Linked DNA regions of Mus musculus: region 2 is linked to region 1. The links are chromatin loops, found by intact Hi-C in ENCODE. Cell type or tissue: left cerebral cortex. All regions are shown on one strand.

Evidence for each region. Hi-C counts contacts between places; a loop is a spot of excess contacts. Peaks named below come from ENCODE experiments on the same cell type or tissue, not always from the same donor. Only the 100,000 strongest peaks of a DNase experiment are listed, where the experiment ranks them.
Region 2: a loop joins it to region 1, with 2.5 times the contacts of the local background. A loop is called at or near these places in 2 of 42 quality-filtered maps.

The regions. Positions count from the first base shown.
Region 1 is chr14:55,515,482-55,523,481 of GRCm38, reverse strand. Cpne6 (copine VI) reads right to left here. Exons shown (of 17, transcript NM_001360193.1): 11 at 7,826-7,959; 12 at 7,700-7,754; 13 at 7,568-7,619; 14 at 7,097-7,230; 15 at 6,719-6,955; 16 at 6,357-6,532; 17 at 6,047-6,250. The coding sequence ends at 6,395. Nrl (neural retina leucine zipper gene) reads left to right here. Exons shown (of 3, transcript NM_008736.3): 2 at 987-1,394; 3 at 2,595-4,504. The coding sequence starts at 1,014. The coding sequence ends at 2,927. Among named protein-coding and RNA genes, the nearest start is that of Nrl, 4.8 kb to the left of the region's middle. In left cerebral cortex, CTCF peaks have their summits at 2,692, 2,896 and 3,696; DNase peaks (open chromatin) are centred at 2,760, 2,935, 3,704, 4,368 and 2 more places; H3K4me3 peaks cover 795 bases; H3K27ac peaks cover 2,201 bases.
Region 2 is chr14:55,110,767-55,118,766 of GRCm38, reverse strand. It overlaps Jph4 (junctophilin 4), which reads left to right and starts at 1,832. Exons shown (of 6, transcript NM_177049.5): 1 at 1,832-2,776; 2 at 3,322-3,871; 3 at 4,589-5,360. The coding sequence starts at 3,493. In left cerebral cortex, CTCF peaks have their summits at 3,255, 3,916 and 4,648 (motif pointing right); DNase peaks (open chromatin) are centred at 5,086, 5,878, 6,834, 7,424 and 7 more places; H3K4me3 peaks cover 4,503 bases; H3K27ac peaks cover 7,697 bases.

The DNA of each region.
Region 1 (8,000 bases):
GTGAACGCTCAAGGTGTTCCTTGGCTGGAAAGAGAGTTCCTCAGTGTCATAGATTTAGCACACTCTGTTGAATCATGGTTTACTTGAGGGCTTCTTGGGGGTGATATACTTTTGAGCTTGTGTCTCTGCAAAAGATGGGGCTGAGAGGCAGCCTTTACTAAAATTGTGGGTATAGACCTCTCCTTTTAGGGTACTTCTCAGAATTGGTCTTCCACAGAACACTCTTTGGGGGGAGTTTGAAAGCCCACAGTGAACAGAAGGACCAGATAGCCAAGATCATCTGCTCAGACTCGCTTAACACAACAGGTTCTAAAACAAAGACGGTCTGTCTTCATGCTCTCTCATTGGAGAGACTGTCCCCAAGAAGAGAGGCCATTGGTCCTGGTCTTCCTAGAACCTTTCTTTTCCCATGGAAAGTCTCTTTAGAAGAGATTTGTCTATGACTAACCCATAGAGCAAATGAGTAGCTGACACTCCCCTGAAGGCTTTGAGAGATAACAATAGCAGCACAACTACCTTACATCCTAAAATTCACAGCACAGTGTCTTTCCATCGTCCTAACACACACACGCAAACGCACACACACACAGAGTTAATTAAGCAGAAACTTTAATTGCTTGTAGATGGAATGGTGCCTCTGGAGATGACAGAGCTTCTCAGCGTGTCCCAGCACCAGGGTCGGGAGCACTACCATGTTGTTGTTGTTTTTCATGAATCCCAGAGGCACCAAAGGGTACTGTCAACACACCAAAGGCTGTGTTGTCATTCTGTCCTTCAGATCTTCAGTTTCTTGTTGCCTGTTAGGAACTGCCTGGAAGTAGCTGTTCAGGGAAGAGGGGCTGGATCTGTACTCTGGAATCCCAGATCACTAGTTCCAGGGAAATTGGGTCCTGGGGAGGTGTGGGTGGGGGTGGGGTTACAGTGAAAGGGGTGGGAAGGATGGCAGACAGCCTCTCAGTGTTCTACACCTTCCCTCTTTCTTGCAGGAACACCTCTCTCTGCTCAGTCCCAGAATGGCTTTCCCTCCCAGTCCCTTGGCTATGGAATATGTTAATGACTTTGATTTGATGAAGTTCGAAATAAAGCGGGAGCCTTCTGAGGGCCGATCTGGAGTCCCCACAGCCTCGTTGGGCTCCACACCATACAGCTCGGTGCCTCCTTCACCCACCTTCAGTGAGCCAGGCATGGTGGGTGGTGGCGAGGCCCCTAGGCCAGGCCTGGAGGAGCTATATTGGCTGGCCACCCTGCAGCAGCAGCTGGGGTCGGATGAGGTTCTCGGGCTGAGTCCCGACGAAGCTGTGGAGCTGCTGCAGAACCAGGGTCCTGTCTCTATGGAAGGGCCTCTTGGCTACTATTCAGGGAGCCCGGGAGAGACAGGAGCCCAGCATGTCCAGGTGAGTGACCAGGTTAGTCTGAGGGGAGGGAGACCCTAAGGAAGGAGGCCAGCCAAAAGAGGAAGGATAAGTCCTGGAGAGAATTATGAACTGGAAAGAGACAGAACAAGGTCCTTGAGAAAAATCAGAGAAACTAGATCGCCTTTTCTTTTATTTTTTTCTTTTTCTTTTTTCAGACAGGGTTTCTCCGTGTAGTCCTGGCTGTCCTGGAATTTACTCTGTAGACCAGGCTGGCCTCAACCTCAGAAATTCGCCTGCCTCTGCCTCCCGAGTGCTGGGATTAAAGGCATGCGCCATCACTGCCTGGCTAGATCGCTTTTTCAGAATGGTAGGAAATGGTTGAATCATGGAGGACAGAGAGACAAGATTAGGAAGGAGTGGAGAGCTGTGGTTCAGGGCTTTAATCCCAGCATTTGGGAGGCCGACGCAGGAAGGTTTCTGTGAGTTCAGCCTTGTCTAAATAGTGTTCCTGGCTGGCTAGCCATGACTACGTAGTGAGATCAGGTCAAAAAATAAACCAAAACAAAACAAGTTTCGAAAGGGCTTCAGAGGGAAAGGGGTTTAGAATATAAGAGCGTGGTGGTGGTGGTGGTGTGAGCGATTTTGTGGAAGCAAATAGATAAACGATGTTTGGAACCTAACTGGGTAAAGGCTGTGGTTGACGTTGGCTTTTTCAAGGCTCTGAGTCTTCCCCAGCGCCTAACCTTCTCAGATGGGATTGGGACTCATCCTATTAATTATAGACACAGATGGGGGTGTTGAGGGCTTTAGGATGTAATCCAAATCCTTGAGGGTCACTGGGTTGTGGTGTTCAGGACAAGGAAACGTGTGTGGCAAGGGCGGGATCTGTCTGGGCGCGGTTACTCCCGGGACACTGCAGACAACTGAAGGGTACGCAGCGTCCAGAGGCATGATTGGTTTGCCAGAGAGGGGAGGGGCGGAGCCCACACTGTGACACTTGCAGAAGGACCAAGGGACGTGGAAGCCTTGGGGATGGGGGATGGAGGACGGGGGTGGCAGCGTAGCCCCATGGTCCAGGTGTGATAGAATCTGGGGTGAGGTTTGCAGGAAGAACAGTATACAGCAGGTGAGGGTGGAGCCTAGAGGGCTTTATTAAGGGCTCCTTGACTGTCATGGGGACCCGAGTGTGTAGCCGGGTGACACCCGTACCAATCTGGTCCCTGCACTCTTCCTCCGCAGCTGCCCGAGAGATTTTCGGACGCCGCGCTGGTCTCGATGTCTGTGCGCGAGTTGAACCGGCAGCTGCGGGGCTGCGGGCGCGACGAGGCTCTGCGGCTGAAGCAGAGGCGCCGCACGCTCAAGAACCGCGGCTACGCTCAGGCTTGTCGCTCCAAGCGGCTGCAACAGCGGCGCGGGCTGGAGGCAGAGCGCGCTCGCCTGGCCGCCCAGCTGGATGCCCTGCGGGCCGAGGTGGCACGCCTGGCTCGCGAGCGCGACCTCTATAAGGCCCGCTGTGACCGGCTGACCTCCGGCGGCCCTGGGTCCGACGACCACACACACCTCTTCCTCTGAGCCTCTAGGGCAGGGGGTGTGGCGGTTTGGAGGTGGCTGGGTAGATGGCGCTATACAGGAGAGGTAGTACCACTAACCAAATCGCTACCTGTGGTTTTGTGTATGTCTATACAAATATCCCCAAACTTCTGAGCATCGTGGCATGCTAGAGGTTAGATGCTGGTCCTTTGCTGGAGATGAGTTCCCTTCCCTTTTGCAGGTCACGACTCTTCATGATTTAGTAGGGCACTGAATTCTGTAGGAGCTAGTGCCTGTACTGAGGGTGGAGGTGTGGAGGATGGGCAGGTGGCATGCTGAATGGGAGGAGGAAGAGGAGGAGGAGGAGGAGGAGGAGGAGGAGGAGGAGGAGGGGAGGAGGAGGAGGAGAAGGAGGGTGCAGCTTCCCTCCTATCCATATAGTTCTTAATTCAAGGTTTTCAATCTGTAGTGCATTAATGCTGTAATTAACAATGAAGCTGCATTTTCACCGAATCTTTGGACTCTCCATTTTACGACTACTGGACTGTCAGGATTTCAATTTCCCTAAACAAACAGTAATAGGTCAACTCAAAATGTTCTTCTCTGCTCAACCCAGTGGCCTTTAGAGTCCAAAGCAGCAGAACAAGTGCCCTGGATGGGAGCCTGACGACCTGGGCAGTAGTCTCAACTGTGTCACACAGGCTGTATGTCTGTCACCTTAAGCAAAGCAATTGTCACAAGGTTTCTCTCATTTGAACTGGATGACTTCCGACACTGTTTTAGTTTTGGCAGGTCTAATGGTCTCCTCAAGAGGGCCCAAGAGGACTGTACCAAAGGGACATCCTGTTCTGTCTCATCTTCCAGGCTGTAGCTTAGGCAATAGATACACAGCATGCCTGCTCTGGGGACGCTCACTTGTACTGCCTAAGTGGCCCCCTCTAGGCTTCGCTGGCCTCCAAACTGCAGAAGGTGCCCTTGCTACCTCCTGCCTCTCAGAGCTGAAGTGAGACCTCACAGGATAACAGGGAGCCGAGAGACTGTGACTTTTTGTGAATTAAACCTCAAGTTCAAGAAAAACTAATGTTATTGGCTCAGTGTCCTTGCAATTTAAAAAGAGGTAATTCTATATCACTGTGTTGGGTAACTGTTTTGTGTGTTTGCTGAGAGAGAGAGATGGGGAGGAAGGGGGAGAAGAAGTTGTTTTTTTTTGGGGGGGGGGCGGAACGGGTCTACTGTTGTAGCTCAGCAGTTGATTGTTTGCCTAATCTGTGCAGAAAGAGACCCTTTTTGGAGCCGAGCAGTGCACATCTCAGTTCTAGAAGACCAATGCAAGTGGATTGGAGGAGGTGGAGGAACGGTCCAGATGGAGCCTTCCCACCCACCACCGCCACTACCACAACCCAAACCACCCAGGAGCAGCAGTGGCCCTAGCTAGGCCTGTCTGTAGCTGTCCTCCAGGTCTCACAGTTGCCATGGTAACCCAGCCCTCCAGTTCAGCAACATATGGGGAGGGCCTTTGGGCAGAGCAGAAGCTTTGAGTTGGGAGTAGCCACCTCATCAGCTACTGTCATCTGTCCTCTAAGGGGCATAATAAATGGGAGAAGCAGTCCTGTGTGGGGGAAGTGGCTCCCATATGTCTTTCTTCCTTTCTGCCCCCACTCCCCACCCCCTGACCAGCTGTCTCTTCTCTTCCCATCACATTTCTTGTCCCCCCCCCCCCCCACCCGCTGGCCTAGCTCATCCTTCTCGCAGGAGAACGGAACAGGAGTCCTTCGCTCTAGCCCCCTGTACTTTTCTCTCCCTTCTCTCTCTTTGACCAGTGACCTTTCTCTCTGCTCTGGGTTCTTCTCAATGAGGACACACAGCATCTTCCTCTTTTACATCCTTCACTGAAAGGAGAGGCTGGGACAGAGTGAGCCAGCCAGGATCTCAGCTCTTCTTCCGTGCTTTGTGTCCTCTCTTCTTTTCTGTTCTGTAGCCCAGGCTACCCTCCAATTCGGGATCCTTTTTTTTTTTTATTTTAAATTTTATTTTTTATTTTTGTGACAGGGCCCCACTGTATAGTCCTCGCTGGTCTGGAACTCACTTGTAGATCAGGCTGACCTTGAACCCATAGAGATCTATCTACCTCTGCCTCGTCTGCTGGGATTAAAGGTGTATACCACCACTATGCCTGGCCATTCTTTCACTTTCTGAGTGCGGGAATCACAGGCATAACACCCTCCTTTCCCTCACTCTGAGTTTCTGTTGTGTCCTCCTCTGTCCTTCTGAGCTTCAGTCTGGTCCCATTGATTTTCTTGCACCCCTTTCTTATGTGCATGGTATGCAACAGCAGAGACCCTCTTCTCAGACACTAATGCCCACCAACCGGACCTCAGTACACATATGCCTGGTCTCCAGCTGGCACATCTAGGCCCTATGTATTCGCACAAGCAAAGGTTTCATGCCAGAGTGATGAAGACTGTGGTGTTCTGGCTAGGCAGCTCCAGCGCTGGCTCTTTTCTGACCTCGGAGAGTTAAAAAAAAAAAAATCAAGCCTTCCTCATTCTGCTTGAAAACCAGAGAGATTGTGTTATGACTTGCTATCACAGCACACACATTTACAGATGTGTGCTAGCGAACAGTTCTCGCTGCTGCTTCTGATGTCATCCATGAGAGTGCCCAAGTAGATGTCCTGAAATCTGTGCAAGGTCGGGTGCATGAAGGCTCATCCAGAAAAAAAATCAGGCCTTCCAGACCTGATACCCTCTCCGTGCTCCTAATTCATTAGCAGATCTGCTTCATCCCTTCACTTCCCTACAGTCTCTTTGTGGCCTGCCCCACAGCTGTGTGGGGGCTGGGGCTCAGCCCCTGGGATACTCAGCAGGGACTCTCTGGAGACAGCTCTAAGAAAGCATCAGCCTGCCCTCTCAACAGCCCCTCATTACCCTCCCCCATCTCCTGCCATTAACACACATGGAGTTTAGACCCCCCTGGGTTCGGGAGGTGAGGGTTGGGTCCCTAGATCCACTGGCACACAGTTGGGGATGAGGCTGCAGAGACAGCTGCCTGCTGGGGAGGTGTGGTTCAGATCTGGAAAGAGGTTGGCTCCCCGTTGTCTATGGTGTATGTGGGAGTGATGGACTGTCCAGTGGACATCTGAGGCATGACGGGTAGAGGCTGGGGTACTCGGTAGTGGTTCCTTTTATTTACATCCATAAAGTCACAACCACTGGAGGAAGTTATTGAGGGTCCTCAGAGTTGAGGGATATCGGGCTTGGAGAGATGGGACCAGGGCCCATCACTCACTTCCGGGACCCGCAGGGCACCACTGGTCCAAAATGCAGAGACACAGGTCACTGGAATCACAAGGTCAGCACAGGCACCTGAGAGGAGCAGGACAGCAAAAACACCACCACCAGCATTACGCCAGCCAAGATGGGCTATTCAGAAGCTCTGCTTTGAACACCTTTTGTATCCCCCAGAACTCACTGAGAGACTGAAGGGGTGTTGGTTATGTCGAGAGGCAGTCATGGGCTAGGGCTGGGAGTCATAGCTGGCGTGGAGGGCCTGGGAGCCCCGGGACTGATACCTTGGCTGGCATAGTACTCTACCACCTGCCGTGGCACCTCTGCCAGGACACACTTAGCTAGTGCAGAGGGGGCAGCCTGGGAAGGAAAGGAGATTGGTTAGGAGCAGGAGAATGGGTCAGCTGGGTCAAGTGAGCAAGCAGCTGGACTTCAGAGGGCATGGTGGGTTCCAGTGACCTTTGGAGGACATGCGGAGGATAAGAAAGACAGATTTTGGGGGCACGAGTTGTTGAGAAGCCCTGGGAAAGACTATGGAATACTCACGTCCTTGAAGTCCCTGAAGGGCACAAACTGGACAATGTCACGGGCTGCAGGTACCCCCTTTGGGCAACGCAGGGGACCATCATCTCCGTCCAGTAGCCTCATGTCAGAGAAGTCAGCGTTGCCCACACCCACGATGATGATTGACATGGGCAGGCGGGAGGCTCGCACAATGGCTGTTCGGGTCTCTGCCATATCACTCACCACACCGTCAGTGAGCACCAGCAGTACTGAATACTTCTGAGGGCAAGCAGAGGGGGAACATGGGACGTTTCTGTATGAAAGGGCATTGATGCTCTTTCCAAACCCGGGTCCTGACCCTGGCACCATCTGAAGACATGCAGGGCGGGCGGCCCCTGGTTGTCTGTGTTTCCCCCTCACCGTGGCTTGGCCGGTGCTCTGCTCTCGCTGGGCTGGTTCAGCCACACGGTTGATGATAGGGGCCACGTTGGTAGGACCATAGAGCTGGATCTGAGGCAAGCAGCGGCGGTAGGAGGCTATGACCCCTGAGATCTCTGTGGGCACAGAAAAAGAGATGAAGCTGGCAGAGAGCACTCCAGATACAGCAGAATGGTGATTTCTGTTCTAGGCTTGATAGCTCCCAGCTCCTTACTAAGGAGAGGGAGAGAAAGAGAGAGAGAGAGAGTCAGATGGTCCCTGGGGCTGGGAGAAGTAAATGGACAGATGCCGGGTCACAGGGCTGGAACTCTTTCCAAATGAAGACAGCTTTGGATGGGAGGAGGGCCAGGACAAGGAGCTGAGCGCATGGGAGCAGAGTCTGTGGTACTGATGCCGGAGATGTCCAAGCGCCTGTGGCTGGTGGTGCAGCTTGGTGGGGCTCTCCCAGCTTACCTTCACATTCAGGATTTTCTGGGTCAAAGTTGATAGCAAAGTCATGGGAGACCTGTTAGAGTAAGGGAACAGTGAAGTGGTGTCTCCTCCACGTCTCCCCTGCAGGCCTCCTGTCTCTTGGACCCAGCCTACCTCAAAGTTTGGGGGGATTCGAGCTCCGAAGCCAAAAGCTGGGAACCGCTTATCACTGGAGAGAAGAAAAGGCCGTGGAACTCCCAGGGCAAAGCCTTCCTTCCTGATCCTACCCGGACCCCATACCTGTCATAGTCCTGGCAGATACCGCCCACTGTGCGCAAGGCCTGCAGGTAGTGGTTGGGCTGTCGGGGGCTGAGGCAGTGCAGAGACTGGCTGCTCCTTGGGTCCCCATTGGAGGCAGTGAAGTCGATAGCCACCTGGGTGAAGGTAGGGAAGGGACATGCGGCATCCATGAGAA
Region 2 (8,000 bases), 400 kb after region 1:
AGATGACTGTAGCAACCATTAGGGACAGGCCAAAAGGCTAGCTCCCTCAGAGAAATGGGGGAGGAGCACAGCCAGGGCTGTGTGTCCCATATATTACAAGACTTTCTCAGGACTTCACCAGTAAAGATGTAGATGTCTAATGAGAAATGAATGAATGAATATATGAACCAACTATCCTGTATTAAGTGGACCCCAAATGGACTCTGGGATTTTTGTTGGTGATGGTTGGTTTTGGTACTGGAGATTGAACTGGGGGCCTTGCACATCCTAGGCACATGCTCTCCTACTAAGCTACACATCCCCAGTACCTGATGGCTACCCTGCTTTGTTCTCAAAAGTGCTTTAAATATGTGGTTCCCTGCTGAGTATGATGTTAAGGTGGCTGTGCCTGTAATCCCAGCACTCGGGGAGGATGAAGGAGGAGCCTGGGGAACATAATGAGACCCTGTTTTAAAAAAAAAAAAAAAAAAAAGAGTAGTCTCTGCCCTGGAGAAACTTCTAGAAAAACACAATGTGATTTAGGGATATAGCTCAGCAGACACACAAGCCTACAGCCTGAGCTCAATCCATGGATCCTAGGTGAGAAGCCAGATGCAGTGGCCCACATCTAAGCCTAGCACTCCTAAGGAAAGATGGGAGTCCACAAGAGGATCAGGCCAACTAGCCTGGAGTACATTACACAGAGGAGACAAGAGCTATCTCAACAAGACAGAAGACAAGGACTTCCTCTGATATCTCTCTCTCTCTCTCTCTCTCTCTCTCTCTCTCTCTCTCTCTCTGACACATGCACACACCACCACCCCACTAATATATACATAGTGTGTAGTATGCACACACATGTGCCTGTGTGTGTGTGTACAAGAGAAATCCCTGTTTATTTCGATCTTCATACTCTTTATTTTACCAAAGTACCCAATGTAACCCTGACTTTAGGGGATGCTCCCAAGCACAGACATCTGGAAGAACTGAAGGGCTCGAAAGACACCAAGCTGCCAGCTAGAGCCCAGTGATAGAGCACGCGCTTTATCCCAAGAACCAGAATTCCGTTCCCAACACCAACAAAAATAAAAGTCTGCGTTTAGTGTTCTACTTCTAGCTTTGCCAACTTTGCCAGTGTGCCCCTTGGTGAATGACTTCCCCCTCGGGGCTCTGGATCTCTTTAAATCAGGTGTGGGGATGAGGGGTGGGCAGCGGGGACTAGGTCCTATGGGGAAAGAAAGGCAATTGAGCACACTGGTGCCTCCTTCCCTGTAAACACGCAGGGGCAGGCCAGAGGAAGCTGAGAAGGGAGGGAATGCAGTACGTGAATACCTGTGTGGTCTACTTGTGCTGTCAATCTGGAGAGTGGACTCGAAGAGGTCGATGATGGGCTTAAGGGGCCACAGCAAAAGCCTGCTCAAGCAAACTTGTGTAATTTGCTGTGTTGTGAAAGAGAAGACTCCAGAGCCCTAAGATCTTGGTGGCCTCCTCAAATTTGAGCCCCCTTAATGAACATACCAACACTCCCTTCAGAGGGCCCATCCTAGACAAACTGTTGGTGTCCGCGGAATATTGTGTGCATTAGCTTAGTGGGGCCTCCAGACAGGGCCCCATCTCAAGCTACCTCTAAAACTGTGACAGGGTGGGCGCTGTCTGGTGGAGGAGTTTGAGCTGAATGGGCAGAGGTATCCACGTTCAAATGCCTCCTGGCTTCCGGCCAAGCAGCTGGCAGGTTCATCCCTCTCCCCAGGGTCCTCATAAACACCACTTCCGGACCTCCTGTCTCCATGTGGGCTCTTCCTGCCGGGATTTCTATTCTCATGCCTGCCCTTTCTCTGCAGAGCTTTCTCCCGCTCGTCGCGAGCCTTATTTCGCTCTCTTCTTCTCCCTATGTGATTCTGCTCCCCTCCTTCCCTCCACCCTTGACTTCTCTCCCTAGCTATCTCTCAAGAGTCCTGGAATGGGTCTCCCTCGCCATCTCCCATGCCGGCTATATCTCCCCCTGCCATAGCTCTCACCCCTGCACCTCATTCTTTGTATTCCTCTCGCACTCCCGGTCTCCCCAGCATCTCTCCTCCCCCGCCTGGCTCTGGCCTCCCCCTGCCTCCCCATCTTAAGACTCCTCCCCCTAGCTCCTCTCCCCTCCCCTCCCTCCACCTCACTCCACTCCCTGCCTGCATGCCACGGTTTCTTTCCACCGTGGGGGTCTCTGAGCCTTCCATTCTCCTCTCCGCCTGCCTTCTCCCTCACCTCAGGGGTAGCGAACCCCCTTTTTTTCTGCCTGAGCATCCTCGCACCACCCCCACTGCCACTGACTCTCTCCCCACCCTCTCCTCTCCGCTTCTCTCTGCCCCTTTAAATCTGCCTGGCCCAGCCTCCCCCTTGATGCTGGGTTTGGAGCAAACATTGATTTGTGCTGGGATGGAATTGGAATTTTGATTTTTTTTTTCCTCTCCCAACCATAAGAAGAAAAAAATAAAAACACCCCTTCTTGATAGCCCCCTCCCCTTTCCCATCCAGCCCCCAGCTCCTCTTCGCTGTCTCCGTTCAAGACAGATTTTTTTCCCCCTACACTTATTCTCATCCCCTCCACCCTGCCACTACCTCACCCCCCACACTAGCCTGCACCTTCAGCCGAGGAAAAGGGACTCTCCCATAGCTCCCCCACCTTCCTTCTCTGGGTTGTAGCAGTCTCTCCGGAAGGGAAGGGGGCTTGGCTTGTCCTGGTGAGGTGTGAGTGGAGGGACCCTGCCATGGAAACTGCGCCTGGGAGGCAGCCTGAGCCCCAGCACACATGGTGAGTAACCTGTCCCCTCCCTTTCGCCAGTCTGCCCATCCCTACCCTCATCCCCCACCCCACCCCCAACATCCCCATTCTACCATCGGCCCACCTGGGGCCGGCTTTCTAGCTAGCTACATTTTTACCCCCTTGCCTCCCCCGCACCCGGGTTTGCTAGCGGAGCCAAAGAATCCAGGCAGAGGGGTCCAAATCGCCAGGAAAGCAGGTGTCGGAAGACCCTGCCCTGGCCCCTCCCAGGTCCCCCACCTCCAACTGCCATCCACGCTCCACACTCTGGGGTTCTGGGTTGGAAAAGTAGGACTCGGGATCAGCGCTGGGACCCCAAGTCCCGGGAGGCGCCCTCTACAAGTTGGGAGGGATGGGAAAGCCCCCTTGCCCTCACCGCTTGGGAGCTGCTAAAAGATGCTGCCTAGGGGGGATGGGAGGAGGGCTGGAGGGCGGTGCTGATGCCCTAAAGCTACCGGCAGGGGAGCGGCTGGCAAAGAAGGGGACCTCGCTTTCCACTTGCCTCGCTCTCCACTTGCACCCCTCTTTCTCCGCAGCCACTCAGGATGAGGGTCCGGCCCTGCCTGCCCGCGCTGGGGCCCCTCCGCCCAGCCCCGGTCTAACTGCCCCCGCCCCCAAGCCTCGCCCGGCCCCCAGGCCCCCAGCCGGCTCTCCAGCCCCATGATGCGCTGAGCTGCCGGGGGGCTGAGGCCGCGCCAACTACATGCATGTCCCCCGGGGGCAAGTTCGACTTTGACGACGGGGGCTGCTACGTGGGGGGCTGGGAGGCGGGGCGGGCACATGGCTACGGCGTGTGCACCGGGCCCGGCGCCCAGGGAGAGTACAGCGGCTGCTGGGCTCACGGCTTCGAGTCGCTGGGTGTCTTCACGGGGCCCGGCGGACACAGTTACCAGGGCCACTGGCAGCAGGGCAAGCGCGAAGGGCTGGGCGTGGAGCGCAAGAGCCGCTGGACCTACCGCGGCGAGTGGCTGGGCGGGCTGAAGGGGCGCAGCGGCGTATGGGAGAGCGTGTCCGGCCTGCGCTACGCCGGGCTCTGGAAGGACGGCTTCCAGGACGGCTACGGCACCGAGACCTACTCGGATGGAGGTGCGGGGCCCGGCCCACTACTGTCTGCCCGTCCGCGTGCGCCTCCCGTCGGCCTGGGGCGCGTGTGCTTCCCCAGCCTTCCGCCTTCCACGCCCTGCTATTCCCATCCTCCATCCTCCTTCCCCAGCCATATGCGTGCGGTGCGCCAGCCTTCTGTTTCCAGTATTGCCGTCCGTCCCTCACACCATCCCCCAGCTCAGGACCCCAACCTCCATCTTCCTGCCTCTCCCACCACCACAACCACCACCACCATACTCATAACAAACTCATTTGACAGTTTTTCTTCCTGCTTCTCTCTCATTCCAACCTGCCTGCCCTTTCCACCTGCCTGACCCCTCGCCACTTAACCTGTAATCTTCAAGTCAGCTTGTAGCCTGCTGTCCTGCTTGCCTGTCACGTGCCTTTTTTACACACTGCCACCTGTCAGCTTGAGCATCACGGTCTCTGAGCCACCTGTCCTTCATATACTCCAGCCTGCCCGTTTCTCTGCCTTTCCCCAGTCCACTGACATTGCCAAAATCCACGTGTTTATGCTACTCTAGTTGTTTTCATCTGCTCTTCCACACCTTCCAACGAAGCCTGGCCTGTTCTTTCCCAGACCTCCGCACTCCCTGCTTCCACCTGTCACTTGAGCTTCCAAGGGCTTTGGGGCTACGAATTAGTGGGTTTGGGAGCCCACTGAAATGTTCTGACTCTTTCACTCCTATACACCCACAGGCACTTACCAAGGCCAGTGGCAAGCCGGGAAACGCCACGGCTACGGGGTGCGCCAAAGTGTACCCTACCACCAGGCGGCGCTTCTGCGCTCACCCCGCCGCACCTCCCTGGACTCCGGCCACAGCGACCCCCCGACGCCGCCTCCACCCCTACCCCTACCAGGAGATGAAGGAGGCAGCCCAGCCTCCGGCTCCCGAGGCGGCTTCGTGCTGGCGGGGCCAGGGGACGCCGACGGGGCGTCTTCCCGTAAGCGCACCCCAGCAGCAGGTGGATTCTTCCGCCGTTCACTGCTGCTCAGCGGGCTCCGGGCTGGTGGGCGCCGCAGCTCCCTGGGCAGCAAGAGGGGATCTCTACGCAGCGAGGTGAGCAGCGAAGTGGGCAGTACAGGACCCCCGGGCTCCGAGGCCAGCGGGCCCCCAATCCCAGCTCCACCTGCCCTCATCGAGGGCTCAGCCACTGAGGTGTACGCCGGTGAGTGGCGTGCGGACCGGCGCAGTGGCTATGGAGTGAGCCAGAGATCCAACGGGCTGCGCTACGAAGGCGAGTGGCTGGGCAACCGACGCCACGGATACGGGCGCACCACCCGGCCCGATGGCTCCCGTGAGGAGGGCAAGTACAAGCGTAACCGGCTGGTACACGGGGGACGTGTCCGCAGCCTCCTGCCTCTGGCCCTTAGACGGGGCAAAGTCAAGGAGAAAGTGGACAGGGCTGTCGAAGGTGCCCGTCGAGCTGTGAGTGCTGCCCGCCAGCGCCAGGAAATTGCGGCTGCCAGGTGGGCATCTGGTGCACAGATCCAACTTGGGTTGAGAGGAGAGGTTCCTCTGGGTACTAACCACACTTAAGAGAGAACCAAGACCCAAGCTCTACAGCCTATTGGGGAAACATGAGCAGGCCTGTGTCCAGATAGTTGTAGCCCTAGGACTGAGGGTGTTTAAAACTGAGGCTATAGGTGGGTGTGGGTGTAACCGTGGGTGGCTGAGTGTTGGGGCGGGGGGCGGGGTAGTAAGACAATGCCACAGTCTATTGTGTGAATATGTGCACCTATAGACTCCTTGGTGCGTGACTGGCACAGTGAACGCTGCTTTGTACAGGCCCTGAAACCTCTTGGTTGCCCTGGTCTTCTTGCTTAGCTCATTCAGCCTTCAGGCCTCAGACTACTAGCTTCCATCCTGGACAAAACACTATAGACCTTTCCTCACTAGTTTCCAGCCTGACTTTATTTCAGCCTTGGCTGTAGTCTATTTCTAGCTTTTGAGGAGGTCTGGTTTTTACAGCTGAAATCTATTCTCTACCCACTTTGCCTGCTCTGGCTTCTTTTACTCAGATCTGAAGGGAGGAGTCTTGCCTCTAAAGAAGATTTGTCTTTCAGTAAATAAGATTACATTTCCACGCATCAGAGTCTTGTTAGCTAAAGCAGTAAAGTCCAGAAAGACTACAAGACAGGTGTGGGGCCCGGCGCGGTGGCACACGCCTTTAATCCCAGCATTCAGGAGGCAGAGGCAAGCAGATCTCTTGAGTTCGAGGCCAGCCTAGTCTTCAGGGCTACTTTCAAGATAGCAAGGACTACACAGAGAAACCCTGTATCAGGAAAAAAATTTAAGTAACAAGTAAAATGATTTTTAATAACATATTATTATTTAAGCCATATTTCCAAAATTTTTATCCTTTCAAACAGCAATGTAATTTGCATTCCTTCTGGATTCTTTAAAATGTTGCATGTAGTTTTTTCACTTATATCATTTCTGGTTGAGAGCAGCCACATTTTAAGTGCGTAATAGTTCTGTGAGATAGCACAGATCTAAAAATAGCCAAAATTGGTTTGGAATGAGAGTCAAGGACCCTTGCTTTATGGAATTCACACATTTGAATGTTTACGTATTGTGCTCTTTAGTGAGGTAATGAGGGTTGAGGGTACTTCAGAGGGCATGAGGATAGGCCTAAATATGAGTCAAGAACTTGCACGATGGGCAAGTTGTTGTATACGTGCCCATGTGTGAATATGCTTAAGTATGACCATGTCAAATCCTGAGTAGATGACTGGGCCAGAGAATGTGTCTGTAGTTGTGTCTGGCTGTATGGATCCTAGAATCTAGGCCTTAAGCCAGGGCAGAGGGAGATCAGAGCATCATGGAACGTTTTGGGCTAGATAGGGTGGAGGCATGTGCAGGGGGTGGGGGGAATACTGATCTCACTAACTAGAAGATCAGGCAGTGGGAAGAAGATGCTGGCTGGTCTCCCCAGCAACAGGCTTGGCAACCCTGATTGGCTGTTGGCTGCCATGGAAACAGCAGAGCCTCAGCAGCAGGTGCATCCACCAGGTAGCTTGAGTCCAGCCTGATGCCTGAGCACATACCAAATCTACTGCTTAGACTTAATAATCCACATCCTCAATGTCTAAAGCCACAGGCTTTTGTGGCCATCAACAGAACTCAGTGCAACCGAAGAGTGAAGCTCAGATCTGTTCAGAACCCAGCTCAATTCCAGGTCAGGGTTAGTCATAAACGTTATAAAAACCCTTAGTACAACAGGGTTATCTGATGTCCCGCCAAGTAAGCTTTAAAGCACTTAACACACCAGCTATGAAGGAAGAGGGCTGTCCATATGTCCAAGGTATACAATAGGAAGTTCACCAAAAATTACAGTGGATCTCACCAACCACCAGTTACAAACTGCCTTTCTTAAATGGATTTAAAAAAAAAAAAAAGCCCATGTCCAAAAGGAGCCATGAGTCTTAATCCAGTCAGACCATAGCAAATGCACCTGATTGTTTCTGCTCCTTTGTGCCTGACTTCAGTCTGGATTATAAAAGCAATTGGATGATTCTAAACCACCTAATAGCAGAGGGTGTTGAAACGGGAGGAGGATTGAGGAAGCATCTGAAAAAAAAAAGAACTGAGAAACGGTAATGGAGCAAGGACAAGCATCCTTTAAAGTGAACTGAGCACAGGGAGCAGGCTAGGAAAAAAAGCGGGGCACAGAAGGAGGCTGAGGCTCTACACAGGTGTAATGTGAGAAGCTAACATCTACACTGGGTGTCAGGGCATGCACTGGTAGGGAAGGGAATCATATGGAGAGAGAGAGACAGAGAGAGAGCCAGAGAGAGAGACAGAGAGAGAGAGAGAGGAGAGAGCACTTCTCTTATTCCAGCTCTAAGCTGGACATAGCAGCTCGCCTTTAGCCCCAACACTTGGAAAATAGAGGCAAAAAAAAAAAAAAGGAGTCTTGGCTACATAGTGCGTTTGAAGCCAGTCTAGTCTATGTGAGTTTGAGAAAGAGGGACTTGTAGATCTCAGAGATGTGTTGGAGTTGGGGGAGGCAGGGACAGGAACAGAGGAGAAGAATGTGATAACAGAAGCCAAACAAAAGCAAGATGAAAACTTTTCCTTCCAGGAAATCTAGACTGGTCTAAGTG